Linked DNA regions of Homo sapiens: all the other regions are linked to region 1. The links are chromatin contacts, found by Hi-C or POLR2A ChIA-PET in ENCODE. All regions are on one chromosome and are shown on one strand. Each heading gives the region's core, a stretch centred on a gene start or an enhancer-like site at or near the end of the contact. The rest is flanking DNA. Distances are from core to core; before and after follow the strand shown.

Evidence for each region. Hi-C counts contacts between places; a loop is a spot of excess contacts on that map. ChIA-PET counts read pairs that join two places held with the same protein, here RNA polymerase II (POLR2A). Pooled maps may share reads with other maps.
Region 2: a loop to region 1 is called in a pooled map, with 11 times the contacts of the local background. The contact joins the enhancer-like site here to the promoter of FLJ46875 in region 1. A Hi-C loop is called at or near these places in 2 of 37 single-sample maps with no recorded cell type and 3 of 50 pooled maps.
Region 3: a loop to region 1 is called in a pooled map, with 21 times the contacts of the local background. The contact joins the enhancer-like site here to the promoter of FLJ46875 in region 1. A Hi-C loop is called at or near these places in 2 of 37 single-sample maps with no recorded cell type and 6 of 50 pooled maps. POLR2A ChIA-PET finds 5 or more read pairs at or near these places in 1 of 52 experiments (activated T-cell).

What each region holds. Positions count from the first base shown.
Region 1 is chr2:156,339,888-156,343,908 of GRCh38, reverse strand. FLJ46875 (a long non-coding RNA gene) reads left to right here and starts at 1,789. Exons shown (of 1, transcript NR_147695.1): 1 at 1,789-4,021. RefSeq lists enhancers at 508-567, 1,775-2,328, 2,329-2,884 and silencers at 978-1,587, 2,128-2,227.
Region 2 is chr2:157,361,760-157,366,036 of GRCh38, reverse strand. No RefSeq gene overlaps it. Among named protein-coding and RNA genes, the nearest start is that of ERMN, 38 kb to the right of the region's middle. Within about 2 kb of position 2,321, at least 2 of the 41 ENCODE cell types and tissues checked have a DNase peak (open chromatin) inside an H3K27ac peak, as active enhancers do.
Region 3 is chr2:158,188,470-158,192,867 of GRCh38, reverse strand. The region is part of intron 11 of CCDC148 (coiled-coil domain containing 148); the gene reads left to right. All of the region lies in intron 3 of CCDC148-AS1 (CCDC148 antisense RNA 1), which reads right to left. Among named protein-coding and RNA genes, the nearest start is that of CCDC148-AS1, 24 kb to the right of the region's middle. RefSeq lists an enhancer at 1,333-1,492. Within about 2 kb of position 1,712, at least 2 of the 41 ENCODE cell types and tissues checked have a DNase peak (open chromatin) inside an H3K27ac peak, as active enhancers do.

The DNA of each region.
Region 1 (4,021 bases), core at 540-3,039:
TGTACAAAATTTTAAAATGTCAGAACACCAAATTAATCTACATTTGTTACCTGTCTCCCATGAGACACTGGGTGCTTATGTTTATTTGATAAAACTTTATCCCTGGACACAATATCCTTTAACATCCTAGAATGTAAGGGTAGAAAAGGAACTATCAGTCCTTAATGTTAATGAAGAAAGTGCGGCAGAGAAAGGCCGTGGTTTCTGCAAGGTGGCACAGAAAAGTACAGTGAAGACATAATTAAAACTCAAATTTCTTTATCTTCTAAACCCCAGCTCAGAGAACCTTCTACTATACCACTTTGCCTCACTAGTGAACTAAGAACCATTTCCCCCAACACTAGTAACTCACTCTAACCATGCCAAGTCACTGCAACACCTTGCTTGCATCTGCAAATTTTTATCTATGTCTATATCAGAACCTCAGAAAACATGTTCATAGCTGAGACATTTTGCTCAAGACGAAATACAGTTTTATAGTCTATTAATTGTTGGTCCAAGAAAACAGATTACCTCCAGTTGTATGTGGGTACCTTAATGAGTAGGACAAGTGTCAGGGTGTGTGACAGAATTGCCTGAGTATGGAAGGTAGCAGTGAGAGTCTCCACAAAAATATTAATACTTTCCTATAGAGAAAGCCCCTTTTAAAGTGGGAGCCTTTATTAAAGTCCAGAGTTAAAAAGTAAGCTCTTTAACGTTGAGATTATAGACTTTTAGAAAGTTCATTTATGCCATGTTTCAGGCCTATGCTAAATTCTACGGCAAAAAGACCTGTAAATGCACCGGAGCTGACAGCCTGGGTCCTGGAACCCTTCCTCACGCTGCTACTACGGGGCACCCTTTCTATAATACAACCCCCCGAATGAAAACACTAATGCAAGCCTGGCCCCACAAAAACCTAGATAATGCTTACGTTGAAGACGACAGGTTTTTCGCTTTTGTTTTCGGTTGAGGACTTACTACCCCAAAAACACATCCGACCTGTACTAGAATAGGTGTGTGAGGGAGCGGGAAAAGCTCGGGTCATTTTAACTGGACTAGAAAGGAACACAGCGATCCCCTCACTAAACTTGTCGCCAAGTTCCCTCCTCGCCATCCCAGGGTGCGGGAAAAACCCCCTCCCGCCCCGGGGCCCCGGCAGCACTCGGGGACGCCAGCACGCCGGGCTCCTTCCCACCCGCGAACCGCGCTCCCCGCAGGGCGGGCCGGGGCGGGGAAAAAGGAGCTCGACGCGAAGGGCCGCGGGCGGCCTGGGAAGGGAGGAGGGAGACTTGGGAGGCTGCCGGGCGGTTTTATTGTTTCCTTTCGCCCTCCTCCTACCGCGCCTCCGCCCCAGCGTCACTGGAAAGCCGCCCGAGCCGCCCGGCGGCAGGTTATTTATAGCGCGGGCTGCGCGCGCGTCACGGAGCCCGGCCCGGCTGACGGGGCCGCTGACGCGCTTGGCCGCGGGGCCGAGTCCGCGGGGCTGCGCGCCGGACGCCGGCGACAATGGGCTTCTGTGTGCAGCTGCCGCAGCCGCCGGGGGCCGGGGGCCGGGGGCCGGGGGAGGGGGGCGGGCGACTCCCCGGCTCCCTTCTTGGTCGGCCGCGACCCCCCGAAAGGTAACAGGCCTCTTTCGCCCCCGGCCAGGACCTGGGCCCTGTGGGCTTTTTTTTTTTCCATTTTATCAGTAAGTTCCCCTTGTCCCAGCCTCCGCTTTCACTTCCCGCGTTCCCTCCACCCCAAAAACCGCCCCAACATGTCCAGAGAGGGGCATCTACCCAGCCGCCCAGCCAGGGGCGACCACTTTGTGAGCCCCGGGGAGCGGGACCCGTACCAGGCGCGCCCAGCGGGGGATGCGGTGACCGAGGGGCCGGGAGCGCCGGGCAGGTAACGTATCCTGGACCTAGAGTCGGGGGACTTTGTTTGGGGCGGGAGGAGCGGAACAGGGGTGGGTGTGAACGCCGGACGGCCCTTCCGGGACTCCTGTCCCCCCTCCTTCGCCCCACTCGCCTGCGCGCTGGAAGCCAATCTGGGTGTGTAGCGCGAAGAGCGAAAGAGAAACTTCTGCGTGACTGACTAGATGAGGCTCCTCCCGAGAAGCCGAGATAATAGAGGCCCCCTCTCCCGCCGCCCGCCTTTTTCTCCTCCCCCGGCCGCTCGCTCCTGTCGCCCCACCCCTCGAAGGCTGCGGACCAGCCCCCCACACTTCCCCCTACACCTCTGGCGGGTTCGCGCCGTGGACGCCCCCGCCCTGCGGGAGGAGGGGCTGGCGCGGATTTTAGGGACTTCCTGGGATGCGGAGATCGGCTCTGAACCATCCCCTTTCTGCTGCCCGGAGCTGGGGAAGCTCGCTGTGGAGCGTCTCGCACGTGGCAGGCAGGCAGAGAACTTGCTGCACCTTCTAGGAAATTGCAATCGATTTGTAATGCACTTTCGCTAATTGGGAGTTCAAAATTAAACTTTAATAAAGCATTCGTGTCGTCTCGTCTAATTGTGAAAGCTTCCATCCGTCCTGGTAGATAGACTCTAAGTCTCAAGTTAATGGCGCTAAGCTAGATTTTCCCCCCAAGTACAATTCCGTCAGCCGTCGTCGGCGCAGCTGGATTTCCGTAAGGTACAGATGTTGCTAATGACAGCTTAAGCACGGATGGGCAGATAGCATACGGAATGCAACATGTTGCCATATGGTTCCTTTAGCCTTTCACCTCCAGGGATATCAATCACATATATTCTGGGAGGAACTTAATGACTCTCTGAACAGCAAAATGAATTACCTGGTACAATTTATATCCCTTGACCTGATACGTTATAACAACAGGAAGATAGCATCTCGCAATTTCTGTGGTATAAATTGAACTACAGAGCTACATTTAAAATTCTACATCTATTTGTAGTTTAAGGGGCCCTGTCATATTCTGGCTGTAAAATCTGTTTCTGTATTGCCCATCTCCTTCCCCCTCCTACCTCTGGAGGAAGCAAAATTTATAAAGTTTAGCAAAACTGGTGTCGGAAATTGCCAGTCAACTGATTAATAGATGAAGTATGGAGAAATGGAAAATATGACTTCCAGAGCTACTTACTTCAACAAGAATTAGCCATCTTTAGGAACACCATACTTTTAAGCGTACAAAATTAAAGAACTCCAGAAAATGTATTTTCTGCTAGTTGTTTCAGTATAGCTCCTAAATCTATTCATTAACTATTTGAAATTCTCCATTTATTTTCAAACTTCAACCATTCCTACACTTTGGAAATTACAGAAGACAGTTCTCAGAAATATGAAATACAGGAAATGTAAGTAGCACCTCCTCAGCGAACCAGTTTCTGTACCCACAACCCCATGCACTCACTATTTATGTAGCTTAATTTGAATCATGTACATGGTGGTACTGGTAGTTTGCTTTTTCCTCCCAACATGTCAGTGACAGCATACTTAAGTTGCTGCTTCTCTCCTAGTGGAGTGATTCTGCAATATTTCACAGGTCTCATTTTTAAATATCCTGGTGACTAATAAAATGTTTTAATTGATTGCCTTTAATTTCAGATTATAAACGTGGTTGTCTTACTGTATCCTTTATTTTCTATTCACTAATACAGATAGATCACACGGGAAGACAATACTTTAAGGGCAAAAAGTAAAATAACTTACTAGAATTTCTAAACTTTATGTTTACTTTTACCTACTAAGGGATATCTGAAAGGTAGAGACATACTTTTAAAACTTTTTGCTTCTGGCACTATGTAAACATTAATTCATGTAAACTAATGACTAGCAGAATGCCTAAGATAGACATGAACAGTCTGAAAAAGTATTTACTTTCAGTCATGTCAAGTTTCGGAAAGTGTTAACATTTTGAAAGTTTGTCTATATATCATGTCCTTTCATAATTATTGTGAAATTATAAGACGATGCTTCTCCTTTTTTTTTTCCTTTGTAGTGGCTGATTTGTTACCTAGTGCTTTAGTTCGATAATTTTGATAATTATTATCAAATAAGATCCTTTGTGTGTGTATATAGGAGAAAATCTTATACAGAACA
Region 2 (4,277 bases), core at 1,072-3,571, 1.0 Mb before region 1:
AGGGCCATGAAATTCAAGGTAGACATTTTCTATAGGAAGCCTTGTACAATCATATTTGTACTTCAAGGACTTAGTCTGAGATCCCATGCTATTCTTCCACAAAATACAAAGAATCCTGGGCATTATCCCTGTGATACAAACACAGATTGCAGACTTTTTCTCTTATTTGTTACTGTTCACCTCCACAAATACAAAGCCTTGACAAACATAATGTGATTATTTCAAATTCTCTTCACAAAGAGTTTAGACCTTTGCATTGCCTGGCAGCCTGGTAAACTGCTCCTAGATTAGCCAACAAAGAAGATAAAAAGAAAGAAAGAAAGTGAAAAAAAAAAGAGAGGAAAGGCCTGAAGTGTAGTGGCTCAGAGCTTTAATTCTCTGCCGTTTTGCTTTCAGTGTTCATAAAGATTGGCTCACTCGACTCATCTTTCACTAAGAGAATTAACTTATTGAACCAAAAGATTAGGTTCGGATTTTTCTTCCACTGAGGAGCTCATTAGAGCTTCTAAGTATGCCTCTCTTGAGAAGACTCAGTTTAAATTTTTCTATTAACAGAGACACTTCATCAGTCTTGGCCACCTTTTGAACTCATTCAGTTCAAAACTTCCGCAGTTCAAAAGTACACAGAAGCTGATAATTAGAAATGCACACTTTTTGCACTTTTCAGGCATATTTCAGGCCTTTATCTTCTATTTTTTTCATCATCTTTGCCTTCACATTTTCTTTTTTACTTTTATTTTGTTTTCTCTGCATTTTTTACATCTCTGCTGACCAAATTTTATTAAGATTAGATAATATGTTGGTGGGGCTTAGTGAAAGAAACACTGTGCAAAATCTATGGTCTTGTGTAAAATGTAAAGACAGAACTAGTCTGTTATAAGAAGGAGATGGAAAATTTTACATACCCTAGGATCCCTGGTCTTCCTACAATGATAACAAAAGCTAGAGACAATATTTACTTTTGTTCCTACAGGGGTCACAATGCAGTGCTTCATAATTCTCTCATATCTGGTCAATGCTTCCTCATTCTCCAACCTTCTGCTGTGTAGATACTCCTTATTTTTAATGTTACCTTTGAACTCCTACCATGAAATGCAGTGAGCACCATAAGATAGACTGAGAAATAAAGTATGGAAATTGTTGCCTTGATTCCTTTTTTTATTTTGTAAATCACATCAATCAGAGGAGCACATTGGTTTTACCCCTATAGTATATACTAAATCTGACCACCATTTTTGCTACTCATCTGCCTGCAATGGTAATCTAAGTCATCAGCTGTTTTTGCCTATACTACTGAATATTTCAAATACCTAAATGATTTGCCTTCTTTCATTCCTATTTCCACCCCCATCTAACCAGAGTAAGCTTTTAAAATATAAATTAAATCATATCACTTCTTTGCTTAAAACTCCCCAATTGCTTCTCTTTGAACTTGGGTTAAATCCATTCACTTCCACAATTATTCTTGAGGGATCTGTCTCTTGCCTACCACAGACCATATTTCTTGTATTCTTGAGGGACCTGTCTCTTGCCTACCACACTGGCCATATTTCCAACCACACTCTGACTTCTGTGCTTCAGCCACACTGGTCTCTTTTCTCTAAACGTGACATGCTTACCATTGTGGTTCCCTGTTCTATAATTGTTCTTCCTGCCAGGGTTCGATTGGCAGGCTTCCTCTCATTCAGTTCTTCACTTCTTAGAGAGCTTGTCTTAGTTACCTAATCTAAATAAGCTCTTCCTTGTCCCCATTTTCCTTATTCAGTTATCATTAATTTTCTTTACAACTCTCATCTCCATCTGAAATTATGTATTAATTTATGTCCTTGTTTACTGTTTGCCATCTTAAAACAGAATTGTAGGTTTATTCAAGCATTGTACTCATTTATCTTGTTGACTGCAGTATCCTGTGTCCTGAAAACAGTGCCTGGTACTTTGTGGATACACAATAAATATTTGTTGAATGAATGAATATCCAAAGAGAGTCATGCATTGAGAAAAAAAAGAAGATATGTGGCATCTCCTACTTAGATCATGAGATCTTTATGAGTTAGCCACAGCAGGAAGATTTGTTTCAACCCAGTCTATGTTATGAACATAAAGATATTTAAATAACTCATCCTCATGTCATTTCAGTAACCAAGAATTTACTGCAGCTTTTCAGCTGCTCAGTGAAATGATTCCCAGAGGCTAAATGTGTAACACATTAAAATAAACATTTTTTTAAAACACCTTGGATGTGTGTATGACAAAAACCACACAGGGCATCTATTTTTAGAGTAATATGTCACGTGATGCTTAATTATTATCTCTGCTTATGCCAGAGAACAAGAAGTGTGTCATGACAGTCTCCTGGGTGTTTCCCCTAGGATTTCTTGTCTAAGCTGTAACTCAATTTGGCTTGCACCGCTTAATATGAAATATAAAATAATTGGTGGTTCTATACTTATGAGTCATTCAGGAAAATCAAATGGTAGAAAAAGTTGGGGAGAGAAAGAGGAGAACTGAGGAAGAAGAGCTAAATGGTAATAAGTCAGTCACCTAGGGGGATGCTGAAATTTTTTTGCCTACTTGAAAATTTTTAATGTTTCATTTTCTTCTGTGCACCAAACAGGTACTCTATAGTTGTTTGAAAAAGTCTATTTTGCTAACTGAGGAAGACAAAATCAATGATTTAAACTGCTTCTGGATTATTGGTTAAGAGTATTATAAAGATTTTTCAAGTTAAAAAGAATTAGCATACTGGTAAAATTTAATTTCCACACCTTGAAAGTCAAGTGATAATTTCTCAGTTTTTCAAATGGGGAAACCGAGTCTCAGACAAAGAGATTTGCTTAAATTCAGCATGTAAGAGCTACGGTGGAATATGTAAAACACTTAGTTATGTCTGTATATGTTTATATCTTATTGTCATTTCTCTTTGATCTCACTTATTAATAAAGGGTCTGGATTAGGGGTGTCTGTTGGAAGAAGTAATAGTATTTCAATTAGGCTGTATTAGTTTGTTCTCACAATGCTATAAAGAACTGCCCAAAACTAGGTAATTTATAGAGGAAAGAAGTTTAATTGACTCACAGTTCTGCATGACTGAGAGTGGGGGGTTCAGGAAACTTACAATCATGGTAGAAGGGGAAGCAAATATGTCCTTCTTCACATGATGGTTGGAAGGAGAAGAATGAGAACCAAGCGAAGGGGGAAGCCCCCTTATAAAAACATCAGATATCATGAGAACTTGCTCACTATTATGAGAATAGCATAGAGGAACCGCCCCCATGATTCAATTACTTCCCCCTGGGCCCCTCCCATAACACATGGGGATTATGGGAACTACAATTCAAGATAAGATTTGGGTGGGGGTGCAGCCAAACCATATCATTCTACCATTGGCCCCTCCCAAATCTCATGTCCTCACATTTCAAAGCACAATCATGCCCTTCTAAATGTGCCCCAAAGTCTTAGTTCATTCCAGTATTAACCCAAAAGTCCATGTTCAAAGTCTCATCTGAGACAAGGCAAGTCCCTTTTGCCTATGAGCCTGTAAAATCAAAATCAAGTTAGTTACTTCCAAGACACAATGGGGGTACAGGCATTGGGTAAATGTTTCCATTCCAAATGGGAGAAATTAGCCAAAACAAAGGGGTTACAGGTTCCATGCAAGTTCAAAATCCAATAAGGCAGTCATTAAATCTTAAACTTCCACAATGATCTCTTTTGACTCCATGTCTTTGACTCCAGGTCATGCTGATGCAAGAAGTGGACTCCCATGACCTTGGGCAGCTCCACCCCTGTGGCTTTGCAGGGTACAGCCCCCTCCTGGCTGCTTTCATGGGTGGCGTTGAGAGTCTGTGGCTTTTCCAGGCACAGAGGGCAAGCTGTTGGTGGATCTACCATTCTAATGTCTGGAGGATGGTGGTCTTCTTCTAACAGCTCTACCAGGCAGTGACCAAGTGGGGACTCTGTGTGTGGTGGTGTCCAATCCCACATTTCCCTTCTGCACTGCCCTAGAAGAGGTTTTCCATGAGGGCTCTGCCCCTGCAGCAGACTTCTGTCTGGACATCCAGACATTTCCATACATCCTCTGAAATCTAGGTGGAGGTTCCCAAACCTCAATTCTTGACTTCTGTTCATGCACAGGCTCAACACCAGGTGGAAGCTGCCAGGGCTTGGGGCTTGAACCTTCCAAAGCCACAGCCTGATCTATACCTTTGCCCCTTTTACCCACAGCTGGGGTGGCTGGGATGCAGGGCACCAAGTCCTGAGACTGCACTAAGCAGCAA
Region 3 (4,398 bases), core at 463-2,962, 1.8 Mb before region 1:
TTTTTCTATTTAGACCATGGGATTGCCAAGCAGCTTAGGTCAGAGAAAATAAACCTATCCTTAATGGGCAATATTGATACCACTTTGTCAGCTTAACTTGGACTAAGTGGAATTTTCCCTTGGGTTTACTGTTTGGGGTCATGGTTAGGCCCCATGAGAGAGCCAGGTCTGTTTATTTCCTGACCTCTGTTACTGTGAAGTTCTCATGAAGGGAGAGAGCTCTTTTCCTAAGGAGCCTCTCCTGCTGCTGCTTTTCTTTCTGTGTAGAATGTGAACAAAGAGACACAACCACCTCTTGGTGTCCTTTGTTAGCTGTGTCTAGATGGCCAACGCTTGGCCATTGTAAACTTTATTAAAATAAAATTTCATAAAAGTTAGCTATCTGTTTTTCCTACACCATGATTTGCTTAGTAAACCCTGCCCTACTTCTCATTCAGCCTGTCTACCCTTCCCCAGCTGCTTTCCAAGTTTTAGATTTAATTATAATCCAGACATCCGACTAAAGTTTACAAATCGTGAGTTGTTGGAAGCCTGTTTTATTCTCTGGCCCACGACCCTCCTCTAGCAATTTCTCTGTTTCCTTTGAGAGAGATATCCAAAGAGAGACCCATATGGACATCTCTAGCTTAATGTAGGAAGGGAAAAGACAGGGTTTCTTGAGGTTTATTTCTGTCCATACTTGAATAAAGCTGGCGAGAAGATATATACATGTTTCCTTTAAAAGAGGGGGCTATCAGTGATCTACATATTATTTGTAAGTTCATCTGAATCTCTGTCCAGTTTATTGCTTTATCTTTTCCAGTAAAGTTGGTTCCCTGTTAATTTAATTAATTTTACTATCTTTGACTTTATTGTCTGAGTGTTGATGAAAGCAACACATCTCTCTCTCTTTGCCTTTCTTGAACATAACCTTTGGCATCTCACCTGAAAAAACTACAGGGTAGGTAACAGAGTTCCCCAAGTAGGCACTGGAGATGGGCTCTCCTCCTGAAATCCAAACACCAGGGTTCACTTGGCAGAACTCTAGGGTGAACTGCTTTGTAGAGTTGTCTGTCTCCAAAGAAAAAAAAGGAACAGTGATTCCGGAGCTCAATTCCAAAAGCTGAATTCTGAGACAAAACGGAAACTGCTAAGGTAGGTGTGACTTGGCAGAGTCACCAAAGAAGCTAGTTGAAACTCTATAGCCAGAGGAAATCAGCATTTGAGAAAGCCAAAGGAAAAAAGCACTAGAAAAAGTCACACCCAATACATAAATATATTTTATCATTTGTTTTTTTAAAGCATGTTTAAAATGCCTAGCCAAAACTTTAGCTAATGAAAATATTTTACTTGGGGGGATTAGAAGGGTTACTTAAAAAGTAGAAGAAAAAACCCCGAAGGCGTTTGTGAAAATAACTGTTCTGCTCCACTGACTTTCTTTTTTAACCTCAAATGTTAAAGAGGCTGTTTGTGAAGCCTCTTCGCTGATCATTTCCTAGGCTGAAAGAAAATCAAGGTTTACTTCTTTGCTGTGGGCGGCTGAATCACTACAAAAACCTTTGGTCCTTTTGATGTTTGCTTTCTACAGAAGTTCTGAGAGATCTGGGAAGGAAGAAAGAGAATGTAATGGGGATTTTTCAAACAGCATTAGAGAAGCCATGTTTTATTAATCTTATTTACTTAAATCATTTGTTTGAGGGAGAAGACTGTGGTTTCTTTTGTGGTCTCAGTGCCCTCTCGGTTCAGCAGTGCTGCTAAAGAAGGGAACCCAGTTCCATCATCATAATCATACAGATGTCTATCTCCAGAAAAACGAGGACCAATTAAAATCAGTTCTCACAATAAGTAGCCGAAGTTAAAAATAGATAGAACTAGACCGAAATATTATGACTTGATAACACGGTGGTATATTTTATTAGCATGTCTTTTTAAAGCTCAATACTAAAGCAATGCCTCTTTTAGTATTTGTGATTCTGAAAACACATTTATGAAAACCTTGGGCATCAGGAATTATGTGTCTTATGAGAATTTTTCAGCTGAAAAAAACCTCTCCAATAAAACTAATCACCCATGCTTATCATTTTCTTACTTTTAAAAGCATTATTTTGCTTTACAAACAAAATTAGCATAAGAATTTAAAGAAAGGTTCCAATGTTATGAGGTAAACCCTCAACAAAAGTTCCCTTCTTACACAACTGTTAAAATGATTATATGGCCTCATGAAGATTTTTTAAATGCAATACATATTAATTGTGGAGTTAAACTATATCTACCATAAACCATTTGTGAGTTCAAGAGTCACTGTGCAAATTACCCAATTAGTATCAAATGGCAGATGTCTTTTGTTAGTGAGTTCATATGATGGCAAGTGACAGGTGCCTCTAAGTATTCAAAATCCAGATGTAAGCTCTGCCTTTGTCTACTTGATAGGTGTTTCTAATTGCTCTGGGTTTTTGGTTTGTTTTGCAGAAATATGATTGTTATACATTTACATATATGGCACTTTGTATAAATGTGCTGAATAAATGAATGTATTAGAGGCAATTGGGCAAATAAATGCTGATCTGCCTGGGTGGCCTTTTAAATTTCAGTTCATGATAAATAATTTCTGAAAGCCAACATTATTTCTGCCTGTGCTGTCCCTCCAAAATCATGATCCTAGCAAGTCTGTATCATGGTCGTGGATGTCATGCCTCAGTTTGGCTTTTAGCATTCATGGCTCCTTATTCTCAAAAGGAACTGACACTAGATTTGTTCTCCAGTAATTCAATTTCTCTTCCAGCTTCTCAAATGATTAAATATCTTACAAAGACATACTCACTGACTAATTAGACAGGCTTAAAGGAATAATGTATATTTAATTTATTCTTACATTTTTATTTTGCCAACTCCTGTGTCCTGTTATTTACCTACAGCTTAGGATATTCAATAGAATGCTTTCCATCACTTTTTAATTTCACTCATCATTTATTCTATGTTTCTTTCATTTATTGGTGCATATCTTCTGTGTTTTAGGCACTCTGCTAGTTCTTGGGGATACACAGGAGATTAAGTCATAGCCACTAGACTCAGGAAGTATACAGTCTAGTAGACAAGACATGAAAACAGAAACTATAATACAAAGCAGGAAGTGTCTATGTGTCTATGCCATTCAGTTTGTTTACTTGACCATTCTTGCTTGCTTATGGAAAGGTAAATATTATTTCCCAAACTGGGTCTATTGAGAAAGGTTTCTGTTATCAGATAACTGAGCAATAAGCACACTAAGTCCTCCTTTTAGAGATTCATAATGCACTCCACCATATTATCATAAATATTCTGAAAGCTCCTGCCATAAATAAATTTATTTTACTTTGTTTATCTTAGTATTTCCCAAACTTACTTGAACACATTTTTATAGTATACGTGTTAACTTCCTGTGGGAAATTAACATTCCATGGACCATCAGTTTGGGAAAAGAACTGATTACCCTTTGGAACAGCTAGATACATGTCCTCTTGTTATAGAGGACAAAAAGACACAGATTTCCTTACACATAGAAGATGTGTCTGCTAGTCAGGAATCTTCAGAAGCAACTGACAAAACCTAACTCAAACTAGCTTAGGCAGAAAAGGGAATGAATTGATTTACAAGAATGGGAATCCAGGGCATGAGTCTTGCCTCAGTGACTCAAATGGTATCTTCAGATTCCTCTCACTCTCTTTCTGACTCTTTACTCAGTACCTGTGTACTGAGTACACATTCCTACCAACAATGTATAAGTGTTCCCTTTCTCTTCAACCTTGTCAACATCTGTTATTTTTGTTTTTTACTTTTTAATTATAGCCATTCTGACCTGTGTGAGATGGTATCTCATTGTGGTTTTGTTTTGCATCTCTCTGGTGATTAATGATTGCATCTCTCTGGTGATTAATTGTTGGCCACTTACATGTCTTCTTTTGAGAAGTGTCTGTTGATGTCCTTTGCCTACTTCTTAATGGGTTTATTTGTTTCTTTTTCTTGTTGACTTAAGTTCCTTATAGATTCTGGATATTAGTCCCTTGTCAGATGCTTGGTTTGCAAATATTTTCTCCCATTCTGTATGTTGTCTGTTCAATCTGTTGAGAGTTTCTTTTGCTGCACAGAAGCTCTTTAGTTTAATTAGGTCCTACTTGTCAATTTTTATTTTTGTTGCATTTTTAGAAGACTTAGTCATAAATGCTTTGCCTAGGCCAATGTATAGAAAAGTATTTCCTAGATTTTCTTCTATGAGTTTTATAGTTTGATTTCTTATTCTTAAGCTTTTAATCCATCTTGAGTTAATTTTTATATATGGTGAGAGGTAGGGGTCCAGTTTTGTTCTTCTGCATATGGTTAGCCAGTTTCCCCAGTACTGATTTAATGATTAAAATCTAGGTGTGTCCATAATAGGCAGTTGGC